2 separate regions of the Mus musculus genome follow, and region 1 is linked to region 2. Evidence: chromatin contacts called from ENCODE POLR2A ChIA-PET data. All regions are on one chromosome and are shown on one strand. The core of a region is the stretch at or near the end of the contact, and the rest is flanking DNA. Distances in the headings are between cores, read along the strand shown.

The links. ChIA-PET counts read pairs that join two places held with the same protein, here RNA polymerase II (POLR2A).
Region 1: POLR2A ChIA-PET joins it to region 2 with 15 read pairs in Patski. The contact joins the promoter of Ltbp3 here to the promoter of Rela in region 2. POLR2A ChIA-PET finds 5 or more read pairs at or near these places in 2 of 5 experiments (Patski and embryonic stem cell).

The regions. Positions count from the first base shown.
Region 1 is chr19:5,739,282-5,745,400 of GRCm38, forward strand. Ltbp3 (latent transforming growth factor beta binding protein 3) reads left to right here and starts at 1,619. Exons shown (of 28, transcript NM_008520.3): 1 at 1,619-1,704; 2 at 2,054-3,281. The coding sequence starts at 2,960.
Region 2 is chr19:5,632,760-5,638,791 of GRCm38, forward strand. It overlaps Rela (v-rel reticuloendotheliosis viral oncogene homolog A (avian)), which reads left to right and starts at 4,782. Exons shown (of 11, transcript NM_009045.5): 1 at 4,782-5,082; 2 at 5,673-5,699; 3 at 5,792-5,943. The coding sequence starts at 5,076.

The sequences.
Region 1 (6,119 bases), core at 369-2,868, 100 kb after region 2:
TGCTTAACTCACCAGCCTGAAGGGTACCAGCCACTCCTTGCTGAGGCCCTGAGAGCCTAAGGAGTCTACCAAAGATCACATCTGTGGACAGTCACTGCCAGACGATCTAAGCTGGACTCATTGCTCCTTCCTGACCCTGAGTCCCTGCAGCAGCCCAAGACAAGGGTTGTCTCCACTCCCACTCACAGCAACACATGCTGCTGGTCATATACTCCTTCTAGAATGTTCCTTTTGGCTTTTCCACATCAAGTTCCTTTCATGTCACTCTGACGCCCCTACTGGGTCTCTGGGATAACTATCTCTCCTCCCTGGTGCACAAGAATGGCAGCTTGCCTGTTTCTGTGGGCCCTTCTCGTGAACTACTGAGTCACCTTTCCCACAGAGTAACATTCCCTGTGTGCTCAGGAATGAGCCTATGTTCCAGTCTGTCATGGGCTCAGGTGTCTCTGCTCAGAAGACTTGAAAGGGACCTCCATAGTGTCCCTCTCCTGTCTTTTTCTCTCACCTGCCAGGGGATGAAGCCAAACCCTGAGACCACATCACCTGCTTCTCTGTATCATTTACTTCACAATGGCGCGACTTTCCACAGTCCCAAATCAAACAGCCACATCCTTCCAAGAGGTGTGCGGTGGGCAGATCCTCATCGGCCCTGATACAGTGCCCGCTGATCCAAATTCCTCACAGTGACTTACATACCCACTCAGACCACAGCTGCACTGCCCTCTGCCCTTCCCACCGTGTTGCTCGCCTGGCTTTTCCTCTGACTTGGAAAGGACAGCGGTTTTTTTTTTTTTTTTGGTTTGGAAGTTTGTTTGTTTGTTTGTTTTCTCACTCTTGACTCTGCAAGACTCATTGCAGTCCTTTTCACCTTTCTCGGCTTCCCAGCATGCCCCAAGGCTCCCCTCATTACTTCCCTTCACTATGGAAAAGCGTGTTTGAAGGAAGCTGTCCCAGACCCCCACAGCCCACCACTCCTTTTGTTTCACAGTTGGGTGACTAGATCTCATTCCATGGGCAAGAATTCCAAGGCTTGGAGAGCACGAGATTCCAAGCCTGGACTGTTTGACAGCGCCTTGTTCCAAGGTGAGCCTCTGCCTACTCTGCACAGGGGAGGGTCAGGTTTACACCAGTTCAAAGGAAAAAATGAATGTAAGAGCGCTCAGCACCACTCCTGCCAGGTGGAAAGTATTCAGTGTTACTGTTGCAACAGTGTTACTAGAGCAGGGGGAGGGGTCCCCCCTCCCAAGTCCTCCTAGATTCTAGCAGCAAGGAATCCTCTTGGGACACAGAGGTCACCCCCTGCCAGCATTGCAGCAGTAGGCTGTACTGAGCAGCGCCTGAGCTACTGAGCAATTCAAGCAGAACTCATCAAATGGCCTCCCTCAGTCCCTCCGAAGCTACCCAAATAAACTCAGCCTTAAAGTAAAAAAAAAAAAAAAACCAAAAAACAAAAAAAACCACCATTAGCTCTTTGGAAAGGTGTGCCTAAAGCCGAGCCCAACCCCCTCTTCCCATCAGATTACCACCCCCTGATTCCCCTGGAGAGGGCCTGGCATGAACCAGACTTGGCATGGTTCTGACCCTGGTCACCCTTAGCCCTACTAAGTTCTTTTGAGTCAGACACTGGATCCTGGGGCTTCCTAGCACGTTCTCACAGTATTGTCCAGATCCGGGACACCACAGCCTCCCCTTTCAGACCAGTGAGTAAGTCTAGCTCTTCTACAGCCTTGAGCAAATTCAAGACCCTTCCCCACCCCCCTGTCAACCCCTGCCCCAGGGCCCTGCTGGGCTTCTCCCCAGCCCCCTGAGCACTCAAGTAGCACTCCCTTCTCCGGCTGTTAGCCTGGGAAGGGGGCCAGGCCCTGAGCTCAGACCTTGGCGATTCCAGAGTGTCTGAGGCCCAGAGCCAGCGCCGCCAGCCAGGCCAGACGAGGGGAAGGGGGGAGGTGGCAGGGTGGGCACCAGGAAGCCCTCTAAGGAGCGGGGGGGGGGGGGGGAACATTGGCAGGGAAGCCAGGTTTCTAGCTTTGTTCTTTCTGCTCTTCTTCTTGAGGCCACAGGGTTCTCCCCGGCCAGTAAACCCTGGCCAGAAGGTGCTCTCTCCTGCTTAAATCCTTTCCTTCGAGAGAAGACAGGACCAGGAATAAGGACCCATGACTTCAGGGCTTCGAGAACCCCTACATGTACAAAGGCCAATGGGCAAAAGTTAACAGACCTCTGATCCTCCAAGCAAGGACCATCTGCCTCGGTTTCCCCATTTTGACCAGGTGGAAAAGTAGTTGGGCGGGGGAGGTGTGCACAGGCCTCTGCACCCCGCCCGGAGGAATCTGGCGGAGTCCCCAGGTGAGGATTCTTCTGGAAAGAACCCAGGTCGGTTCCTGCGCGGGGCGGGCACCTAGGGGGCTGCCCCCACTCCAACCGGCGCCCTCCCTGCCGCACATCGTCGCTTCTCCGGGCAGCAGCGAAAGACGCTTGAACCAGAAGGAAAAAGAGAGAGGAGAAAAAAAAATTGTCTCCCTGGCCCCGGGCCAGCGTCCCAGCCCCCCTCGCCGCCGGCGCGCTCCAGCCAGGGAAAACAACTGCTCACTTCTCCCTGCGTCCTCCCCGCGCGCTCCCTGCTTCCCGGCGGCCGCGGGAGAGGAGCCCGGCCAGGGGGAGGCGCGGAGCGGGCTGGCCGCCCGGCCTTCCTCTCCCCTCGCTCCTCCTCTCCGCCTCCACTTGCTCCGGCCTCCTCGCTGCGGCCTCAGTTCGGGGCCTGGCTGGGTTTCTCCCGGCCAGGGAAGTTTCTTCGCTCTACCCTCAGTGCAGCTTCCATCGCTCTCCCTCGCAACGGGGATCCCGGCCGCTCCTGCTGTCCCCTCCCTACCCTTGGCTTCTCGCCCCGCTCTGCCCTCTGCTACCAACACTCGATCCCCTGCTCGGGCTCGACCTCCAATCTCCGAGGGTCGTGCGGCCCCGGATGCCCGGGCCCCGAGGGGCTGCCCACGGCCTGGCCCCTGCGATGCGCCAGGCCGGGGCATTGGGGCTGCTGGCACTACTCCTGCTGGCGCTGCTGGGCCCCGGCGGCGGGGCCGAGGGTGGGCCGGCCGGCGAGCGGGGCACAGGCGGGGGCGGGGCGCTGGCCCGCGAACGCTTCAAGGTGGTCTTTGCGCCAGTGATCTGCAAGCGGACCTGTCTGAAGGGCCAGTGTCGGGACAGCTGTCAGCAGGGCTCCAACATGACGCTCATCGGAGAGAACGGCCACAGCACCGACACGCTCACCGGTTCTGGCTTCCGCGTGGGTGAGGGCCAGGGGGCTCTGGCTGGGGACATAAGGAAGGGCAGGCAACAGCACCAGGCAGGAAACAGAGTGGAGCATTGGGGATAAGAGATGGGGAGCTGGGATACATCGATCGCGGATCTGGGGCCAGGGCTCTGAGAGGCTGCGGTCCATGGAAGACAGAGTGAGGTGCTGGGCTTTTAAGTATTGGATAAGGGTTGAGGCTTAAGCTCGGGTCTCGGATGACACAGAACTCCTGGGAGGTGCTCAGTTTGAAGAGGGAGCGTACAAGGGGTTGGAGAGATGAGAGCAAGGGTAGGAATTCACGCAGAAGGGGGTAAATATTTCACCCCCCAAACAGAAATCTTTCAACTGTCTCAAGTTTGGCCTGGTGGAAGGAGACACCTGTGTTCTCAGGAAGGCGGAGCTAGGATCAGGACTGGAATGAGGGACTTAGCTCTTGGCAAAATCTGAGGGGAAAAGGCTTTGAGGCCTAAGAAGTAGGGTACTAAATAATGGCACTGACCTGATGGGGGGAGAGAGAGGTGTCATTTGGGGTCCTCAAACAGCTAGTCTGTTACCTATATAACTCATCCGTTCCTATATAACTCATCCGTTCCTATATAACTCATCTGAAAGACCCTCAGAGCTGCCTCCACTCCAAGTCTGAGGGCCTCCTGGTCAACCTAGAGCCCACCTCTTCCTTTAGCCTCTCTCTAAAGAGAAGGCCTGGTGCTCAAGACTCCTCCCCTGGGGCCCTGTGGGCTAGGCTGGGGGGAGGTGTCCCAGTGGTAATTACCCTCCTGGACAGGGTAATTAGGCCGTGCCCAGGATGGTACCAGGAAAACAGCCCCTCTCACACATTCTTATGTTCACTCACAGCTTCGGACTCAAGGAGTCCCACTGTGTGCTTCCCAGTTCTCATGAGGACTCTGTGTGTGTGTGTGTGTGTGTGTGTGTGTGTGTGTGTATGTGTATGCACACATGTGTATACACACGCACAGGCTTTGGCATGGCACGATGTGATCACTTCGTGTTCTGTGTGTCTACAGTCACTGTCTGGGAGTGTTTACACAATGAGCCCGTAGTATTTGTGTCAGAAGGAGTCTGTGTAGGACAGGATGACTGTGCATGTGAGCGTATGCATGCCCAGCCTCTCGGGCCCCCTGCAGGGCCATCCTGTGCAGGCTGCCGTCTCTGTCTATGCTGCCCACATCCCCCAGGCTCAGTGCCCGGGCCACAGTGGGAGGATGTCACTGAGAGGTCACACTCTCACCACCATGGGTGACTCACTGGAAAGCAGGAAGAAGAGGATTCTGCCCCCTCTGGCCCAGGACACACCTCTGTTGCCCTTGAGGCCTGGTCTCCAGAGACTAGACAGGATGGGATAGGCTAGTATGGGATGCTCTTAGCCCACCCTGATGATCAGGAATGAGTTAGGGCTGCCCTGTGAGTGTTCAGGAAAACAACACAGCCACCTTTCCTCCCCAGAATGCCGAGGAGTGGCCTTAGAGCAGGCAGGCAGGCAGGAGAGGAGCTGCGGTTGGGACTCAGGGACCTCCTTTGGAACACAGTGCTGAGGACCACCAGGCTTTGCCCTCCAAAATGCCTTTCATAGTGGTAAAGGCAAATATGACTACAACTCGGGAAAGTGCCAGCCAGGCTAGGCAGAGGGTAGAGAATGGGAAAACCTTTCCTTTCTGGGAGAGACACGGCCCAGAATCAGATCAGGACATGAAGCAACTGGCAAGGAGTCAGGAATATAGGGACAGATAGGCTATAACCATGAGAACACTGGCACACTGGTAAAGGGTGGATAGGTAGGTCCTAGGCAGGGGTGTACAGGGGCTGAACAGAGGGAGTTGGAGTCAAAGAAGGTTCTGGAACATGGCCTCAAACGTAAGACAGGGAGTAGAAAAGTAAGATGAGTGAAGGGGGAAGGGGTCTTCTCTGCTAGAACTTTGCCTGAGACACACACACAGTGAGCTCCAGGACAGACACACAGGCCTGTGAAGCAAGGCCTGGGGCACAGGGAGCCGCCTGCTGATGCCCACAGTCATCCAGGTGTTTGTAAGATTGGTGGCTGGGGAAAAGTCAGAAAATCTCCCCAGCACCCACAGCCCAGCCAATCCGGAGTCGCTGAACCTGCCCCCGACTCTTTCCTTGTCCCCCTCCTGTACCCATGTCTTGAGAATAGACATGGTTTAGATCTGGAAATCCCCTACTCCCCACTGCTCCTTTATTTAATTATGCTGGGATTGTGGACAGGTGGGCAAAGACCCTGAGGAGGACCAGAGATAGGCTTAGGGGACACTGTAGAGGCTGCAATTGGGACGCTAGAGTCTGTTACATGTGGCTGAACAGACAAGAATTCCCAGGGGTACTCCCAGGGAGACAGAGGTCTGTCAGTATCCTGGACCAGGTCCTGGTGAGGTTAGACATGGCATGTCGCTGGCAGCTATATGAGCTGAGGTAGGTAGCAAGATGGAGGGAGGAGATGAGGATGAGCTAGGGGAGAAACTTGAGACCTGAGCTAAGGGGAGAGCTTTGGTTGTCACTTCTGCACACTCTGTTCCACACTGGAGTAAGAGTCTGTATAGACAGTGCTCACTCGTGGGAACATTACCACCGGAGATGAGGCCCAGACGCAAGGGCCAGGGAAATAAGGCCTCAGAGAGAAGGGCATGTGGCCAGGAGTTAAGCCTGGAACTTTAGACTCCACAAGTCCTGGAGAGAAAAGTTTCGGGGACCTACAGAAGGCCATTTTCATGTGTGGGACCTGTTGTCAGTCAGGTTCCCAATAAGAGCAGAGCTAATGGGAAGTCCACACAGTGAGCCCAGGATGTGGGTGAGGATGGCC
Region 2 (6,032 bases), core at 3,532-6,031:
TTCTGCCATCTTTATTTATTCAAATCAAGAGACAATTGAAAACCTCTGCCACATCAGAACCCGATGGAAGGCACATGTTAATAGAGACCTTGGCATTTGAAAATTCAAATACCAAATGTAAAAATGTTATTAGACCATTAAAGACTCAATCAACGCCTATGGAGAAGGGATACAACTGATATTTGTTCTAACGTGTACCATACTAATAGTTCAAGGTATAGCTAGAGGTCTTCCATATCAAAAGGCCCAGTGCTTCAATTGTGGGAAACATGGTCATTTGCAAAGAGACTGTGACTAAGCTGCTAAAGGTCTCAGATCTGGAAATGCCTGGTGTGTTAACTTGAGAAGTTCAATACTTTGTACTGAAAAAGTGAATGAGCTGTTTCTAGGGGCAATGGCTTTCCTAAATCTCAATCAGAAAGACTGCCTAGGCTTGCCAGGATGTCTGTGCAATGCTGCAAAGGCTGCCCCTGGATTCAGGAGTGTATATCCAAACGAGATATTTAAGATAATTTCTTACAGTTGGGAAACAGCACTGAAGGCCTAGCTCAGAGCCTGAAGCAAAAATTACAAGCCTTTTCAGCCAGAAAGTAACATATAGACTGAAAAAACCTCCATTCCCTGTTAGAGATTTAATGCATGCTAATGCAGGCAGTGCTGCTCTAGACTTGGCCATAGATAAACATCGTACACTATCCTCTAAAAGTCAATGCTATAAAATAACTACTGGGGTTTGTGCTCTCAGAGAAAGGAGGCCTGGTCTTGGGGAGGGGTGGATTGACTTCCCAAGGAGTCATTGTGCACCCAGGAATTATAGATGAAGATTTTATTAAAATTATGGCCTATGTAAAAAGAGAGATGCAAGCACAGGTGACAGGCTCGCTCAGCTGCCGCTGTTCCCCTACATCAGAGGTAAAGCCGCTCCAGTAGAGAGAAGGAGGGGTTGGAAGAACAGGAAAGATGTGCTCCAGCAAACAGTTGGTAATGATCAGAGGCCAAGATTAAAACTGCAGGCAAATGGTGTTGAAATAGAAGGTCTGGTGAATACAGGAGTTGATGTAACTATCATTTCACAAAGGTCTTAGAATTCAGAATAGCCACTTTCAAAGGTTTATACTCAGTTTCTAGGACTTGGAAAATTATCTCAGATAAAACAAAGTGTGTGGTGGGTCAAATGTGTGGAACCAGAAGGTCAAAGGGGGATGTTAAGGCCTTATGTGGCTGACATGCTTGTAAATGTATGGGGATGGGATCTTTTACAACTGTGGGGTACTCAGATTAATATTCCTGTAATCCTAGAGACAGCCTATGATGAAATAAGGGGTAAAATGGTAGGTGCTCCTGAGAAAAGTATTGATATATGTCATCAAAAAAAAAAAAAAAAAAAACAAACCCCAGACTGTGCCAGTTGTCCAAACACAGAGTATAGCAGAGATTGAGTCTCCAAATTTAAAAGGGGGAACCACTGCTGAAGGACCAAAGGCCCTTCCCTTAAAATGACTTACTGGTAAGCCTGTCTAAGTAGAACAATGGCCCTTAACTAAAGAAAAAATTGCAGGCACTTGAGCAGCCAAGAGATACTGGGGTATAAAAAAAACTGTGGAATTAAATCAATCTATACACTACAAGGATGTGTTAATATCAGGATGGAAACCAGCAAGTTTTGTGTTGGAGATTTGGGTTTATCTCTCTACAGGATTGGTAAAAAGCTGTGGATATCATCAAAACTGATAAAGATTAGGAGAGGTCTCCTGCAAACCTTGGCCACTGACCTGAAAGTGATTATTTCATCGAAAATGTATGTTTATAATTTCCTGGTACACACACAACAATTTAATGGCTTAAAACAGAAAAGGGGAAATGTAGTTACATTTTTGAGAATTTTGGAATTTTAGTTAAGAATGCCTTTCACGGGGCTGGAGAGATGGCTCAGCAGTTAAGAGCCAGAGGTCCTGAATTCAATTTCCAGCAACCACATGAAGGCTCACAACCATCTGTAATAGGTTCGGATGCCCTCTTCTGGTGTGCCTGAAGACAACTACAGTGCACTTACATGTATAAAATAAATAAACCTTTTTTTTTTTTTGGTTTTCTGAGACAGGGTTTCTCTGTATATCCCTGGCTGTCCTGGAACTCGCGCTGTAGACCAGGCTGGCCTCGAACTCAGAAATCTGCCTGCCTTTGCATCCCGAGTGCTGGGATTAAAGGCGTGCACCACAATACCTGGCCAAATAAATAAATCTTTAAAAAAAAAAAGTCTTTCATTTTAATGCCAGGTGTGGGCTACGGGCTGCTGCAGACTGTCCACCAGGTGTGGGCTACGGGCTGCTGCAGACTGTCCACCGCAGCTGACTATGATTTATTTGCCCTGTGCTCTAGCAGGTGCATGGTTCTGCCAGCTCTAGATAGCTTCTGTGATTGTGTGACATTTGGAACTCTGAGAACTTTTTGGAAAGTATATAAATGCTAGGAGAGTCGAGGCTGGTGATTGGTGGTTGTTTAGGATGTTGGTTTCGGGTTGTGGGTAGCTGTGGTCAAAGAAAAACAAGGAAAGAAATTAGATTCAGGGATCTCTCTCTCTCTCTCTCTTGCTTGATAGGGTGTGAAACAAAGGGAATAAAGGATGGGAAAAAGAAGAACCTACAAAATAACAAAGACCAGCTACAGATCTGTGTTTTAGGCTAGCCTGGTCTACATATTGAGTTCTAGGACAACTAAGGATATATAGAGAAACCCGGTCTTGAAAAACAAACAAAAACATAAAAAGGCGCCCGTCGTCGTCGTCGTCGTCGTCGTCATCGTCAAGCCCGATGACCTTGATCTGCTCCCAGGACCTACTTAGTGAAAAGAAAGAAATGAGTCTGGCAAGTTGTCCTCTGACCACGTGACGGTGGCAGGCTCCCACACAGAGGGCAGAAATCTGGATGGGAAGAGCCTGAACTCAGGGTAAAAAGGAATGGACGGTGAGGAGCACACCTGTGGGGATGAGTGGCGTCAGTGTCCCCTGCATCCCCTTCGTTTTCTTGACCTTTCTTCTGGAGTGCTGGAGATAAATACCAGTCTTCAGTATGCTAGGCAAGTGCTGTAACTCTGATACACTCCTACCCATCTCCCCCTCTGAGACAAAATCACACCGGCTAGCCCCTGCTGGTCCAGAGCTCTCTTTGTAAACAAAGCTCCATTTTTTTCATTTGTGTTGAGAAAGTGTCTATACAGTCCTGGTTGTCTAGCAACTCACTATGTATAGACTGTACTGGCCTCGAACTAGGAGACCTGCTGAGTCTGCCTCCAGAGTGCTGGGGCTAAAGGCCTGCACTACCAAACACAACTCACATTTATCTTTTATTTTATTTTATTATTTTTATTTTTGTATATATGTGCACATGTGAATGCAGTTGCTCTCAAGAGCCCAGAACAGTGTGAGGTCTCCGGAAGCTGCAGTTACAGTTGCTGATAACTGGACTCTGGTCTTCTGCAAGGGCATTATCGACTCTTAACTGATGGGCCATCTCTCCAGCCTGCAACCATCCTTTTTTAAAGAGCATCTTCTGTAGTTCTGGATGGGTTCAAACTATGTAGAGGAGGATGACGTTGAACGTCTGACCCCATGAGCGCTGGGATTACTGGAGCATCCTGGAGTCAGAGATCAAATCCCAGCTTCCTGCAACGTTATGCAAAAACTACTGAGTTCTCATTTCTAGCCTTTACTTTTTAGTAAGGACGCTGGTATTCATATTAACTTAAATTGTAACTATATGTGTTTTTACAAGTGGTTCATGTGAGGACCAATGATGGCTGTGTGCCATTAATTGGAGATTATATTCATTCTGTCGCCTTGACATCCGCCCTCGCAAAATATTAAACTGCTTTTTCTAATCTGCGCCAAGTGAGAAACTGAAATGAGTGGGAGGGGCGTAACTATTTTCACTTTTGTCTTCCTGTTTTTTTCAGAGCCTGGGAAAGCAATTCAGAATTTCCAATCTTTTCCAATTCCCACATGATTTCCTAATTTAGAGAAAATAAGTCTTTCTCTGAGTGCTGAAACCTCCTGTGGCCCGGGAGGCGCCTCCTCCTTCTGGCATAGTGGAGGCAGCCTGATGTGTTGCGTCCTCCGGCCAGAGTCCCCACACTCAATCTGCACACCTGCCCTTGGCTTAGATGGCAATTTTTGCTCCCTACAAACGCTTTCCTCATTGGAGCCTGGACTCCTGGGAGGCCTTGAAGGAGATGTTCACGGTGTGACCCTAGCTGGTTCCGGAGATCCCTAAAGATCTAAACCTTAGCAGACAGCACCTATGTGTGCAGACGAAGCCCTGGGGCTCTTCCAGCACTCATGGCTCTCAGGGACTCTTAGAGGTACAGGTGTCTGCCTAGTCCTCGGTCTGCCCCTCTACCCTAAGGCCTGTCGGATGCAGCACGCTCGCTCCGCGAAGCACTCCTGCGCGCAGCCGGATCTAGGTTGGGGAGCATGTGGCCCGTAGCACGCGGGTCCCCAGAAGGCCCCTGCACGCTTAGGAAAACGTGTGGAATTCAGTCACTGGCCTCCGCGGGAGCAGCAGGCCTGGGCCTCTCCCTGCGCAGGGCGAATGGCCGCAGCCTGCCACCAGCCCTGGCTCGGCTCCAGTCCCGGCCAGGGTGACATCACCAAACTCCTGAGATCAGAGCGGGGCGGGGAACGGGACCCGAAATCCCCTAAAAACAGAGTGAGTAATCGCGGGCCCGCCCTCCAGGCGGGGCCGGGAACGGGACCGGGACCCCGAGCGAGCCGCGCTGCGGAGCTTGTAGTCGGGCCGGCCTCGGGACAAACAGCCTCGGCGTCCTCCCGCCGCGCTGCGGTGTCCCCGCCCGCGCGCCCGCCGCACACCTTCCGCGCCCAGCGTGAGTCGCGCACCTGCTCTCGGCCCCCCACGCGCGGCGGTGGCGGTGGCGGCGGCTCAGCGCGCAGGCGCGGCCGGATTCCGGGCAGTGACGCGACGACGGGCGCGCGCCGCGCATTTCCGCCTCTGGCGAATGGCTTTACTTTAGCGCGCCGTGGGCTCAGCTGCGACCCCGGCCCCGCCCCCGGGACCCTGACCATGGACGGTGAGGCTGCCCTCTGGCTCGGGGGATGGCTGCCCTAGAGCTCCGGGGCCTGCGGCGGAATCTCCCCCCTCCCCGCGCCGTCTTCCGCCCCTTTCTGCGCCGCGGGTTGCTGCGCAGGGAGCGGCAGGCCGGATGGTGGCACGGGGCGGGGCGGGCTGCGAGGGGGTCTGACTCAGTTACCCCTCTCAGTGGAGGGCGCCTTGACTCAGTGTCCCTCCTGGGTGGGGGTACGGGTGAATCTTGACTCCGTTTCCTCCGGCTCCCCCCACCCCCGTGTCGATGCGATTAGTTCTGGCTTCCTTTCCGTGTAAGGAAGAAAGTATCTGACTCAGTTTCCCCAGAAGAGGAGAGGAGGGTATTACCCCCTCCTCAGTGTCACTTATGAACGTAAAACAGGCACTGACTCAGTTTCCCCTGGCAAAGGAATGCCTCTGTGTCCCCTTTCTCTAGTTCCCCGGCCTCTGTCAGGGCAGGTTTCAGGGTCTTGGCTCAGTTTTCTTGGAAGGGAGGGAGCTTGGCTCTGTCAGGCCTTCGCAGGTGAGGGTGGGCACTGGAGTTTATTGACAATGTGCCTTGTCTTTCCCTTTCAGATCTGTTTCCCCTCATCTTTCCCTCAGGTAAGTTGGACCATCCATCCTCAGTAGTCAGGGGCTGTCCTGGAGTCGGGGCCGTGGGGATAGCACCTGATGGCTGACTGTGTCACCCACAGAGCCAGCCCAGGCTTCTGGGCCTTATGTGGAGATCATCGAACAGCCGAAGCAACGGGGCATGCGATTCCGCTATAAATGCGAGGGGCGCTCAGCGGGCAGTATTCCTGGCGAGAGAAGCACAGATACCACCAAGACACACCCCACCATCAAGGTAAGCAAGAGCCCCCAGGGGTGTCGCTGGGACACAGATGTGGTGGAACGCACTGTGCAGCCCCAGCAGACTTGCCTCCTGGTCACCGT